Linked DNA regions of Homo sapiens: region 1 is linked to region 2. Evidence: chromatin contacts called from ENCODE Hi-C or POLR2A ChIA-PET data. All regions are on one chromosome and are shown on one strand. The core of a region is the stretch at or near the end of the contact, and the rest is flanking DNA. Distances in the headings are between cores, read along the strand shown. Region 1 has its middle 14 kb from the start of RALA. Region 2 holds the start of STARD3NL (STARD3 N-terminal like).

Region 1 (5,668 bases), core at 1,548-4,047, 1.4 Mb before region 2:
TCATATGCTGACTTTGTTTTTTTAAGAAGACAAGGTAAACAAATAACTTAAGTAATTTATTTGTTTGCAGTGAAGCTTGTTAACACCATATAATGAAAATGTACAAAGAACCATGTTGCAATTATTGGGTAGATTTAAGTTAAAGACATTCATTAATAAGGAATCTTTGAATATGAATATTCCAGGACTATCTCTAAGCCATTTGATCAGAACATCTGTCTTTGACTATTACCTTATTTGGGAAGGTATTGGCATAAATTTGAATTAAGCTCAGAATTTTTCAAAATAAGCCCTCATTTAAAAAAACTATATTCTATATTCAAATAAAATAATATGAATAGGACTTTCCAGAAACAATAATAAAGGAAACAAGGTATCTTGTAAAATGTGGTCCTGAACAAATCATGGTAAAAAAATAAATGTATACTTAACTCCCAACTCCTCACAAAAGAGGCTACTTTCTGTGCCTCAGCTGTGGAAACAAGGGGCAGAATACCCTATTAGCAACCTTGGGCAGGGGTTTGCCAACACAAAAGCTCAAGCACTTAAACATGGCTACCTCAAAATAATTTGGGGGAACCTGACCAAAGGATTCAAATTTTGTTTTTAGTAACTGATACAAAGGTAAAGTGCTCCTGCAACTAGCAGTGCCAGGGGAGCCTGCCTCGGCCCAGCACTCACCTACCTTATGCCCCCGAGCAAACTCTGATGCTCCTGCTCCAGGGGAGACCTTTTCCCTTTAGAGGTTCAGGACCCAGTGAACTCTTGGATTGTGTGAATGAGGTAAGCACCAACTCCATTTGGGAATTTTAAGGCTTGGAGTTAAATATTTTTCTAACACAGCTAGGCAGAGTCCATGTGTCAAAGGCCAGTCTCCAGTTTGTTCTAATTTCTCACTATGTATTTGTATATCTAAGACAACAGACTTTCACTGTATTGTCATAACCACAGCCAATGGCCATCTTCACTTTTTTTTTTTTTCTTTGAGATGGAATCTTACTCTGTCACCGAGGCTAGAGTGCAGTGGCACAATCTGGGCTCACTGCAACCTCTGCCTCCCTGGTTCAAGTGATTCTCCTGCCTCAGCCTCCCGAGAAGCTGGGATTACAGGTGCTCGCCACCATGTCCACCTAATTTTTGTATTTTTAGTAGGGACAGGGTTTCTCCACGTTGGCCAGGCTGATCACGAACTCTCCTCAAGCGATCCGCCCAGCTCGGCCTCCTCCCAAAGTGCTGGGATTACAGGCATGAGCCACCATACCCAGCCTGCATCCTAATTTATGATTCCTATTTTGTGCCTGGTGAACAGTCCCCATATTTAACAATAATACCTACACATAAAACAATCCACTGTTACAATTTATATAGTCACAAAGCATTAAGTATCTTCTGTAGACCATAGTTTTTAACCATAATTTTCTGCATCAAATCCACAGCCAGAATCCCCAAGATCAAAAAAATTTGCACAATACAAACCATAATCTAAAGTACATGTACAGACACATACACACTCTCACACACACTTCTTACAGAACTGTGCTTGGGGAAACTCCATTTGTTGAGTGCCACTGAAGGCATATTTTGCTACACTGCTGCTCCAGGTATTTTTGTTTGGAAAAATCTGTCACAGTAGGGTATGACTATTTACTGGATGAACAGAAAAGAAAGATATACCTGTGGCAACCAGAAAGTTTTAAGGTCTTTCAAGTCGTATAAAATGGACCTGCAGAAACGTTGGAATGTTCTCAGGATGCAAAGTTGGAGCTGAAATGTGATATCAAACAGTTGCAAAAAATGTATAGCAACCATGCCTTGAGGTCAAACCTGGTACCGAGATCTGCAACAAAAAGCTTCAAGACACATAGTTTGTTGGGCTTGTCCCACATGGTCGCATAATCTGCTCATGTGTGAATTTCACAAACGACTCGTATTGCTCTGCTAGTTTGGTATTGAGGATTTTCTCATACTCCTCCCAAATCTTCTCTTCATAGTTTGAGAGACGTGTACATATTGTTCTAGCTTGCCGGAGGGCCAAGGTGGGCTGGTCCATCTTCACCCAGGAGAAACCTGCAGCACTGGGTGCTGGGTGCTGAGGACTGAGGCTGGCTTTCCTAAGCACAAGCTGCCCTCTGATTAAGAACAACTTCTAAATGTGTCCACCTCTGATAATGATTCTATTATATGTTGAAAAATGTGTTTCGGAGTTGGAAGGTGCCTCTGGCGGCCAGGCGGGGCAGGCTGCTGCAGGGTCGCGGTGGGGTTTGCGTCTGAAACGCCGGCGGTGGCTCGGCGTCCCAGGGCCTGGGGCCCGGAGCCGGGCGGGGAAGCGGGGAGTGGCGCGGCCGCTTTGGGGAACCAGGCTCAGCAGCGTCGCCTCGAGCTCCGTGGGCTGCTTCGGTGTCGCCCCGCTCGCCATGTGGCCGGGGACCGGGAGGGGACGCGGCAGTAGTTGCGTCCCAACCTCCGGACTCCTCAGCGGGGCTCTCAAGCCCAGTAGGCTCCAATCCGTTGAGTTCCTGTTTTGATAGACAATTGGATAGACAGAGATTTGGCTCTGTTATCACTGTCCCCACAACTTTCCCCATTCTCCCAATTCGATAACATCATCATTTTCTGATAAACTTATAACGAAGATTTGTCTCTGTTACAACCCCCCAACTTTCCCCATTCTCCCAATTTGATAACATCATTACTTTCTGATAAAATAATAACCAGTGTTCCCACATGATGGTGATGTAAATATGATTCACTGCACAGCTTAATAGAGAAGTATGACTGCATTTCCTTTTAAAGATTTTTGTTTGGCTTTGGTATCTGCCTTATTGTTTCACTTATCTAATTTTCTATCCAGATGTTCCTAATGCTTTCCAAATATTTCATCATATTATCTGTGGGGTCTCCCTTTTCCTGCAGCTCTTCCCCTGGGGGCCTCCAGTCCTCCTGATCACTGGCCTGGTTATTCTTCCTGTCTACAGCACAGTTATCCTGTGATTCTTCCTCACTGCTTTCTTGGATAGCACATTAAAGGGGCTGGCGGGCTGGAGTGCAAAGAAAAGGTGACAACTTTTCTGAAAGTGAGATTTCTGACATGTTGGACTGAAATTGTCTTTATGTTCTGCAGTGATGGGAAGGATTTTTAAATCTGACTTAATCATTAAGCTCATGTCAGGCTTGACTTTGGTATAAAATGAACCCTGACTCAGTATTTCTGACAATCAAGTAATACTCAGAATGAGTATTGGTTGTTTTAATTATATAACTTCTTCAGTTAGAAGCCCAAAGTCTTTTATGTAATGAGTGAAAGAGTAATTAAAAGTATTTGTTTACACTCCATATCTGAATGCTTTCTGAAGGAAAGCATTGGTGGATCCCTTATCAGTAGTTACTGAGAATTCATACATAATTAATAAACTTCTGTAATATAGAATGAAATCCTAGAAAATGTAAAATTTTGTTTAGACTGTAATCATGTCTAAAACGTATGTTGAATAGAATTAGCTTATTTCCTGTCTTTCCTCTTGGAAGAAATCAGAGTCCCTCAAATCAGTCATTCTGTAAATACTTGTTGGGTGCTTATTATGGTCAAGAGAGCAGATCTCCTGAGAGATCTTATCTTTGCCACATTCTCTTCCTCTCTTTGTTTTCTACCCTTTTCTTTTTCTTCTTTCCCGGAAATCATCCCTTAAACTTTCTCTATCTCCTACTCCATCTGCTCTTCACTGCCTGTCTCTCTCAATCCCTACGTCTTCTCTTGTCAGCAGTCACTTGATCAACACAGGTGCCTTCTGTGTATTCCCAAGAACTTTGCCATGTGTATTGTCCCAATTTTTAACTTCCCTAGGGTGCTGTGCTGAATATTTTATAGGCGTTAAATAAATTATTGAAAGGCTTTAGAACTATAGGCAAATGGCATTTCACTTATGTCCTTGTTTCTAAGTCAATTTTTAAAAGTTGCATACCTTTATACCTTTATAACAATGGCACCTTTGTTGATTTCAGGGTTATTCAGTAGTTTCCTTAATTAATTTTTTTGACAGAAATAAAGGAGTCAAGGGAGGGTGAACATGTTCTATGATCCTTGGATTTGGCCTGAAGGCTATTAAGGATTTCAACAGAAAAGGAATCAGTGCAGAGGAAAGGCCAAAAACAAAACAAATATATTACGGCCAGGCGCCCTGGCTCACTCCTGTAATCCCAACACTTTGGGAGGCCAAGGCAGGTGGATCACATGAGGTCAGGAGTTTGGGACCAGCCTGGTGAACATGGTAAAACCCCGTCTCTACTAAAAATACAAAAATTAGCCAGGCATGGTGGCACACGCCTGTAGTCCCAGCTACTCAGGAGGCTGAGGCAGGAGAATTGCTTGAACCCGGGAGGCAGAGGTGGCAGTGAGCCAAGATTGTGCCATTGCACTCCAGCCTGGGAAACAGGGCGAGACTACATCTTAAAAAACAAACAAACAGTAACAACAAAACCCAAATATATTAGTTTTCTATTGCTGCCGTGATCAATTACCACAAACTTAATGGCTTAAAACAACAAAAAGTGTATTATCTTAGAGTTCTTTATTGAATTCAAAAGTCCAACATGGATCTTACTGGGCTCAGATCAGTGTGAGCAGGGTGTAGCCTAGAGGCTGCCTGATTTCCTTGACTCATGGCCTCCTTCCTTCACTTTCAAATCCAGCAATACCAAGCCAAGCCCTTCCCATGCTGCAGTTTCTCTGGTTCTCCAATTCCCTCTTCCGCTTTTAAGGGTTCTTGTGATTATAGGATAATCCAGGATAACTTCCTATTTTAAAGCCAGCTGATTATCAACCTTAATTCCATTTCCAACATTCATTCCTTTCCTATATAATCTAACATAGTTTCAGGTTCCAGGGAGTAGGACATAGACAACACTGGGGAGGTCAACAGACATTATTCTATCGACCACAGTGAACAAAGGAGAGGATCCTGACAATCCCAAAGAAGGGAAAACTTATGACATTAAGTAAACCTCATGATTTGGAGATGAAGAAGACAACAGAAAAGCACTGAAGACAGTATAGCCCATTATGTAGCGAATACTTGACATTTTCATAGAGTATGAGGCTGAGAAGAACTTGGATATGTCACATAATTGTTGATAGCAAGCAAACCACTAGAGTCAATTTGCACTGGTATAAAGACCAACATTTTAGAAAGGAATAAAAATTTTATTTTTCTCTTGAAAGACTCAAAATAATGACAGTAGGCAACTCTATGCAAATCACCCTGAAACGAGAAAGTATATATTTTTAAAGCTCAATACAGTTTACAAAATGATTATATTCTGCAGTTATACAATTTGATGAAATTTGGATTTTAACTTATTCAATAGTTCATTCTGTATGGCATCTCATAAGTACTGCATAATGCTATCTTGGATTTTGATTTTTTTTTAGTGCTTTTTTGGTATTAAGTCTGGAATCTTCTAATTTGCCCTTAAACCTAGATAGAGAATTGTGGGCACACCCTTTTGTGTGTGCACAAATATAGCAACTGGAATGTTATCTGTGTACCACCATTCACCCGGTTCCACCTCCATGCTCAGCAGAAGTCATCAGGGTGGAGTAGATTTATACAGCACAGAATAATAGTTTCATTTTCTCCTTTGTTCTTGCTATGAGCCACAAACTAATCACTGT
Region 2 (6,148 bases), core at 2,211-4,710:
TTGGCCTAAAGAGCAAAAACTCTCTTTTGCTTAAACTTAAGTACCTTCCAATATTTAAAAAAGAAGATACTAATTCCATTAAAATTATTCTAAAGAAAAAGATAAATTCTATTAAGTTACAGCAGAGTCAAAAAGACATACAGAAAGTAAATTAAGCTATTTATTAGTCTGTTATTATTCATCTACCATATTCCACTCATAATTACTAAAATATGCAAACCTTAGAAATAAATAATGGGCATTTTTAAATTTTAAGACCACTGTTAACAGCTTTCTTATTCATATTAATTTATAAACTGATTTTGACTTATTTTTAAACATAACATATTACTAAGAAAAAGAAGTTATATCACTGACCTAAGGGCTTCCTCAATAACAGGAAGAAACTCTACTTGCTAAGAGAAACTATGAGTTAGCAAACTGTAGGCAATATTCCCATACTTCTAAGCGTAAGATTAAGGCTAGGAAAATAGTAACACATTTTAAACTCCTTTTCAAACATTTCTAAAATTAAAACAAAAATTTAAAAGTCATTTTTAAACCACAGCTTTCTATTAACAGAGACTAGATTCATCCAGAAAGTTTATACCTGTTCATTGTTCAGAAAAGGGAAGGAAAATAAGGCAAATGATTATTGTAGCCCAAGAAGAAGCAATGTCTCATCTCTTTAAAATTAACTTTTACAAGTTTATGGACAATAAATTCATGCTGTTGAAATATTATATTTTTATATGTACAGAAATATATTGATAGGGGACTTTCATGAAGAAAATAAAGCAGAAAAAACACTAGCCTGAAAATGAGCAGGGTGAAAATTTGATAGAAGTTTGGCCATTAGATGCATTATTTTAAAACTCACTGACCTTCTCTGGGCCTCCACAGCCCTAGCTCTAAACTAAGAGGGGTGAATCATGTGATCTCTAAAATGCCACATCATAAAACATAATTTTAAGTAATAGAGACTTGCTGCTCAGGGTAGCAAGGTTGGAGGTTAACAGGAGGTGGGGTAGAATGAATTAGGCTTTGAAGTAAACCTAATGGGAGTTCAAATACAAGCTCCATCAGTACTAGCTCAGTAGCTGAAGTGTAAGTTTCCCTCACTATCAAAAAGGCTTAATATTTTCCTTTGCCACAAGTTGGAAGGAATAGAATGTATGTAACATACCTGGCATATCGTAGGTACTAAAAAAAGGCAAGCGTTATGTTCCTGGTCAGTAATACAAGCTCTAATGAAGAACAATAATCCACTTGCCAATGCAGCTTCCTAGAATTTGGCTTGGAGAAGAGCAGGGACCAACTGCCACTGCTTTCCAAGTGGAAGGCAGGTACAGGTAATAAGAAAGAGTATTCACGGTTGGAAGTAGAAAGGATTAAAAGCAGGGAGCTTAAGAAAAAGCAAAGACTTTGAGTTCTGCATATAACAATGGAAAGGAAACAAACTACATCGGATAAGGTGCTGAAGGAAACAAGATCTTTTCATTAAGAGGGCCTCTGGAGAAAAAATATATACACAATAAATTACTGCAATGATTTCATAACCAAAACAAAGCAGAAAGTTGGCTAGAGTTTATGAGTATCACTAAAAGAAAACAAGACTCTGCAGTACACAAATTATCTTTCCCTTGCCTGCCTGTAAGGCTCACATGGGATACAAGATGATCCAATCCCTGTACACCTCTCCAGTGTCACCTCTGACCACTGTCTCCTCACCTCACCCTCCCCTAGGTTCACTCAGCTCCAGCCACACGGGCTTCCCTCTGTCCCTGGAACATGCCAAGTTCATTCTTCCTTTAGCTCCTTTACACTGTTTATATCTGCCTAGAAACTTCCAGCCCATTTTCTCATGGCTGACTCAGCTAAACATTCAGCTATCACCCAAAATGTCACCTCGTGTTACCTCCTTAGGGAGGTCTTCCCTGACCATCCCATTTCTCCATACAACCCAGTCACTCTCAAACTCTCTACCCAGTAGTATCTTTTCTGACATTTATTCCTATCTAAACTTGTCTCTTTGATTTACATGTTTATTATATTCTCCAACAAAAGTTAAAGTCTTTGAGGGTATGGGCCTTATCTAAATTGCTCACTACTCAATCTCTAAAACCTAAAACAATGAGTGGCATAGACAATCACTCAGGCAAACTGTCCATTGAATAAATCCAAATGATGTTAATCACCATCCTTCTGTGAACATAAGTAAGGTAATATCCCTCAGAGGCTGTTTCATTTCATTTCTTTCATGCAGTTTTAGGCAATGCAATAATGCAGTTTTAAAAGACCAATGTTTGAGACAGTTAGATTTTAAAGACAGTGACTTCTACACGACAACATATTGTATGTTTTCATTTTATGAACATGAATAATCCACCACCTTATCAGAATCCATCAATAAAACAAGGATACCATAAGTCGTTTTGTGAGATCCTGCTTCTAGAAAGAGGCGTATGGGTAGATATGGTATACAGACGGGAATTACCTTTCAGAATTCTTCCTAACAAGGAAATGTGGCAAACTGGACTAATTCCAGTAAAGATTTAATTAGACCCGTTACTTGGTTACCTTGCTAAACTTATCCAAACTAGTACTGTGTCAAGTGATGAATTCAGTGATTCCATCTGTGAAATAGAAGACAAATGACACAGTGAACAAAGAAAAGTTCCACAATGTCCACCCATGTTTGAACTAAAAGAGAGGGGGAAAAATCCCTAACCCTAAATCAAAAGTATTCAAGCAACTAAGATTTCAAACAATGGCGAGATATCTACGAGTAGGTGAAGCAGTTAACTGAAACCACAGGGAGAACATTCATGATTCGTGCTTTCTTTCTTTTTTTTTTTTTTGAACACGACTTTTCTCAATGAATAGAAGAGACTCACAACCGCCTGTGTCTGGACAACCCACGCATTACACCCAGTCACCAATTCTTGGTCCTTCTTGGGGGCCCATGGCGCCAGCCCGGGGCCGACCCCACCGGGGACTCCTCAGGGTCCGCAGGCTGGAGGAATGAGGACACTCCCGCTACCTATATCCATCCCTGAATCCCGGCCCACGCCGTGGGAGCAGCGGGGCTCAGCATTCTGCAACTTCACTCTTGTGTCCATTATGAGCACAGCCTGCCTCGCCCCTCCTCCTCCCCTGGAGGCTCGCGCAGGACTCAGGAAACAGAACAGGACCAGGATATGGCCTCCGTCCGCGGGTCCCCTGTACGCCCCCATGTAAGTCATCTGACCCAGGAGACTCAGTTTTCCAACCTGTCAAATAGGGGAACGAGAAACCCAGCCTACCTTAACGGGTGGTTCCTGGCCGGCCGCCCCAGGCTGGCCCGGGAACTGCGGATCCGCGGTCGCGCCCCGGCCTGAGGGGCGGGGCTTGGCGGGGCGTGACCGGGACCCAGTCCAGCGGACAACGCGCAGCCCACCGCCCGCACCCAGCAGCCCCGGGACCTCCGGCCCGTGACGTCAGCACGCTGACGTCGACGCACACAGCTCGCATCTCGCTCGAGGGACCAAAGACCCGACTGGTTCCTGAGTGCCTCCATAGAGGAGCCAACCTATTGGCCAGATGACATGTCAATCTTCTACTGACCAGTAAACGACGCGGGAAGGAGGGAGAGGGCGAGCCGGTCTGCCTGTAGGAATGGGTGGGAAATCTGGGCATCCAGCTTTGAAACACGGAGCTGGTTGGACTTTCCCGCATTGTGCATCGCACGGTTTAACAAGCGCCCGCTTCCTCTTCGTCCGCGTTTCTGCGCCTTCCGCTTCCCTTCAGTTATTCGGTGGGGGTTTATGCTCCAGCTCGTGGGAAAATGTCATGGAAATGGGTTTCAGGGCCTCTTGGGCACCTCATGCTGAGCCCTCCAGGAATAAAAACAGGGCATACCATTTCTATGTCGGTACTCAGCTCAAGAGTCACCTCTTCTAACTCTCACTTCCCCCAGACCTATTTAGGATACCTTTTCTCAGCGCTCCTAGTTCATAACTAACATCTCTAAGCGGTAGTCACATTTAATTATATCTATATGTCTGTTTTCACACGAAGTTAGGCACCTTTTATTGTTTTATTTAAAATTTAATTAAACTTTTCTCCCAACGGATGCTACACTTATTCACATTTTTAGAAGTACAGAGGTATACAGTGAACATTCTTTGGATCCCCATTTCATTATTTGTATATTTTTCCAAAGTCATTCTAAGTACCGTTATTAATTTTAAATTACACAAGTAAGATTTTGTCCATGCGAAAAAAAAAAAAAGCTTAAACGTTACAATTATGCTTATATCCCTTTTAGGCCCTAATTACAAACCCAGTCTGTAGATGATGACTCCTAGTTCCTGTGCATTTGCAAGTGTAGATGTTACTTTTTTACACTTAGCATTGAAATCTTTCCATATCTGTATATAAATCTACCTCATTCTCTGAAAATGCTGCATGTCCTCAGAACCAATATGTGTATATATATACATACATAATTAATGTACCATTCCCCCACCCTCACGTTTGTTTATTAATATTATTATGAGAAGCAATGGTACCATAAATATATATGTAGATGCCTTTTTGTACTTAGGTCCAAGTATTTCTCTAGAGTGCAGATACCAACAAGAGAATGTACTGGATCACAGAGTTTGCACGATGTAAATCCTTAATAGATTTCACTGATTTGCTCCCCTGAGTAGTTGTTTTAACTTACATTCCCACTGCTAGTATTTGAGCAATTTTTCCCTGTATCCTCGCCAATACTGATAAAATACAATTTAAAAAAATTTTATAAACTGATAGATGTGAAAACCTTTTAAAGCATAACACATATACAAAATAAGTGTAATAATCATAAGTGCTTGTCTTAGTGACAGTGTGAACAAACTTGTGTAACCACCGCCTCACAGCAAAATTTTAAATGTTTACCAGCAATTTAGAAGCTTTCCTCATGCTCAGTCTTAGTCATTATACCCCTACACACAGATAGGCACAATTCTGAATCCTACCACCCAATTAGTTTTGCCTGCTTCTGAATGTTTATAAATAGTCATACATAATACGCACTCTTATGTGGCTCTTTTTGCTTAATACTATATTTGTAAGATTGATCCATATTCAAGAATATAATAGTTTCATTTTCATTTTTGTATATAATTCTAAAATTTACTTGCCTATTCTACTGTTGTTTGACATTAGATTATTTAAAGTTTGGGGTAATTACAAATGACGCTGCTATGAATATTCTTGTACCTGTCTTATGATGCACATAGTTACACATTTGATTTTGGAAGATCCCTGGAAGTAGTGTTACTATGCACAGGGTATATATTCAATATATTCAACATTAATAGACACTGCCAAATAGTTTTTAGGTTTTACTAATTTATACATGCCCTAGTCGTGAATGAAAATTTCAGTTACTCTGCATCTTTGCCAACACTTACTATACTCATTTGTGTTTTGTGTTCTTCCTTTTTCTTTTCCTTTTTAAATGTTATACATTCTGGTGAATATGTAGAGGCATCACATTGTGGATTTAATTGCATTCACTCATGTGTAGCCTCTGAAGTCTCAAAGAAATTGATGGAAACCATTCCTAAGGAAGCCCAGATAGTGGACTTATTAGATAATGATTTAAGTCAACTGTCTTACATATGCTCAAAGAACTAAAGGAAACTGAGAGATGAAGCCGGCTGGGCTTCTAGGTTGGGTGGGGACTTGGAGAACTTTTCTGTCTAGCTAAAGGATTGTAAACACACCAATCAGCACTCTGTGTCTAGCTAAAGGTTTGTAAATGCACCAATTAGCACTCTGTGTCTGGCTAATCGGGTGGGGACTTGGAGAACTTTTCTGTCAAGCTAAAGGATTGTAGATGCACCAATCAGCACTCTGTGTCTGGCTAAAGGTTTGTAAACGCACCAGTCAGCACTCTGTAAAAACGGACCAATCAGCACTCTGTAAATGGACCAATCAGCGCTCTGTAAAATGGACCAATCAGCAGGATGTGAGTGTGGCCAAATAAGGGAATAGAAGCAGGCCACCCGAGCCAGTAGCAGCAACCCACCTCGACTTCCACACTGTGGAAGCTTTGTTCTTTCGCTCTTTGCAATAGATCTTGCTGCTGCTCACTCTTTGGGTCCGCATTACCTTTATGAGTTGTAATACTCAC

Evidence for each region. A loop is a pair of places that touch in the nucleus more often than their neighbours do. ChIA-PET counts read pairs that join two places held with the same protein, here RNA polymerase II (POLR2A).
Region 1: a map of naive thymus-derived CD4-positive, alpha-beta T cell shows a loop between it and region 2 (4-fold over the local background). The contact joins the enhancer-like site here to the promoter of STARD3NL in region 2. A Hi-C loop is called at or near these places in 1 of 168 maps with a recorded cell type or tissue (naive thymus-derived CD4-positive, alpha-beta T cell). POLR2A ChIA-PET finds 5 or more read pairs at or near these places in 1 of 52 experiments (AG04450).

The regions. Positions count from the first base shown.
Region 1 is chr7:39,606,465-39,612,132 of GRCh38, reverse strand. It overlaps a transcript of YAE1 not described here and the pseudogene LOC646999. Among named protein-coding and RNA genes, the nearest start is that of RALA, 14 kb to the left of the region's middle. RefSeq lists a silencer at 2,253-2,402. Within about 2 kb of position 2,797, at least 10 of the 41 ENCODE cell types and tissues checked have a DNase peak (open chromatin) inside an H3K27ac peak, as active enhancers do.
Region 2 is chr7:38,175,557-38,181,704 of GRCh38, reverse strand. It overlaps STARD3NL (STARD3 N-terminal like), which reads right to left and starts at 3,460. Exons shown (of 9, transcript NM_032016.4): 1 at 3,285-3,460. RefSeq lists a silencer at 3,204-3,483 and enhancers at 3,734-3,813, 5,561-6,148.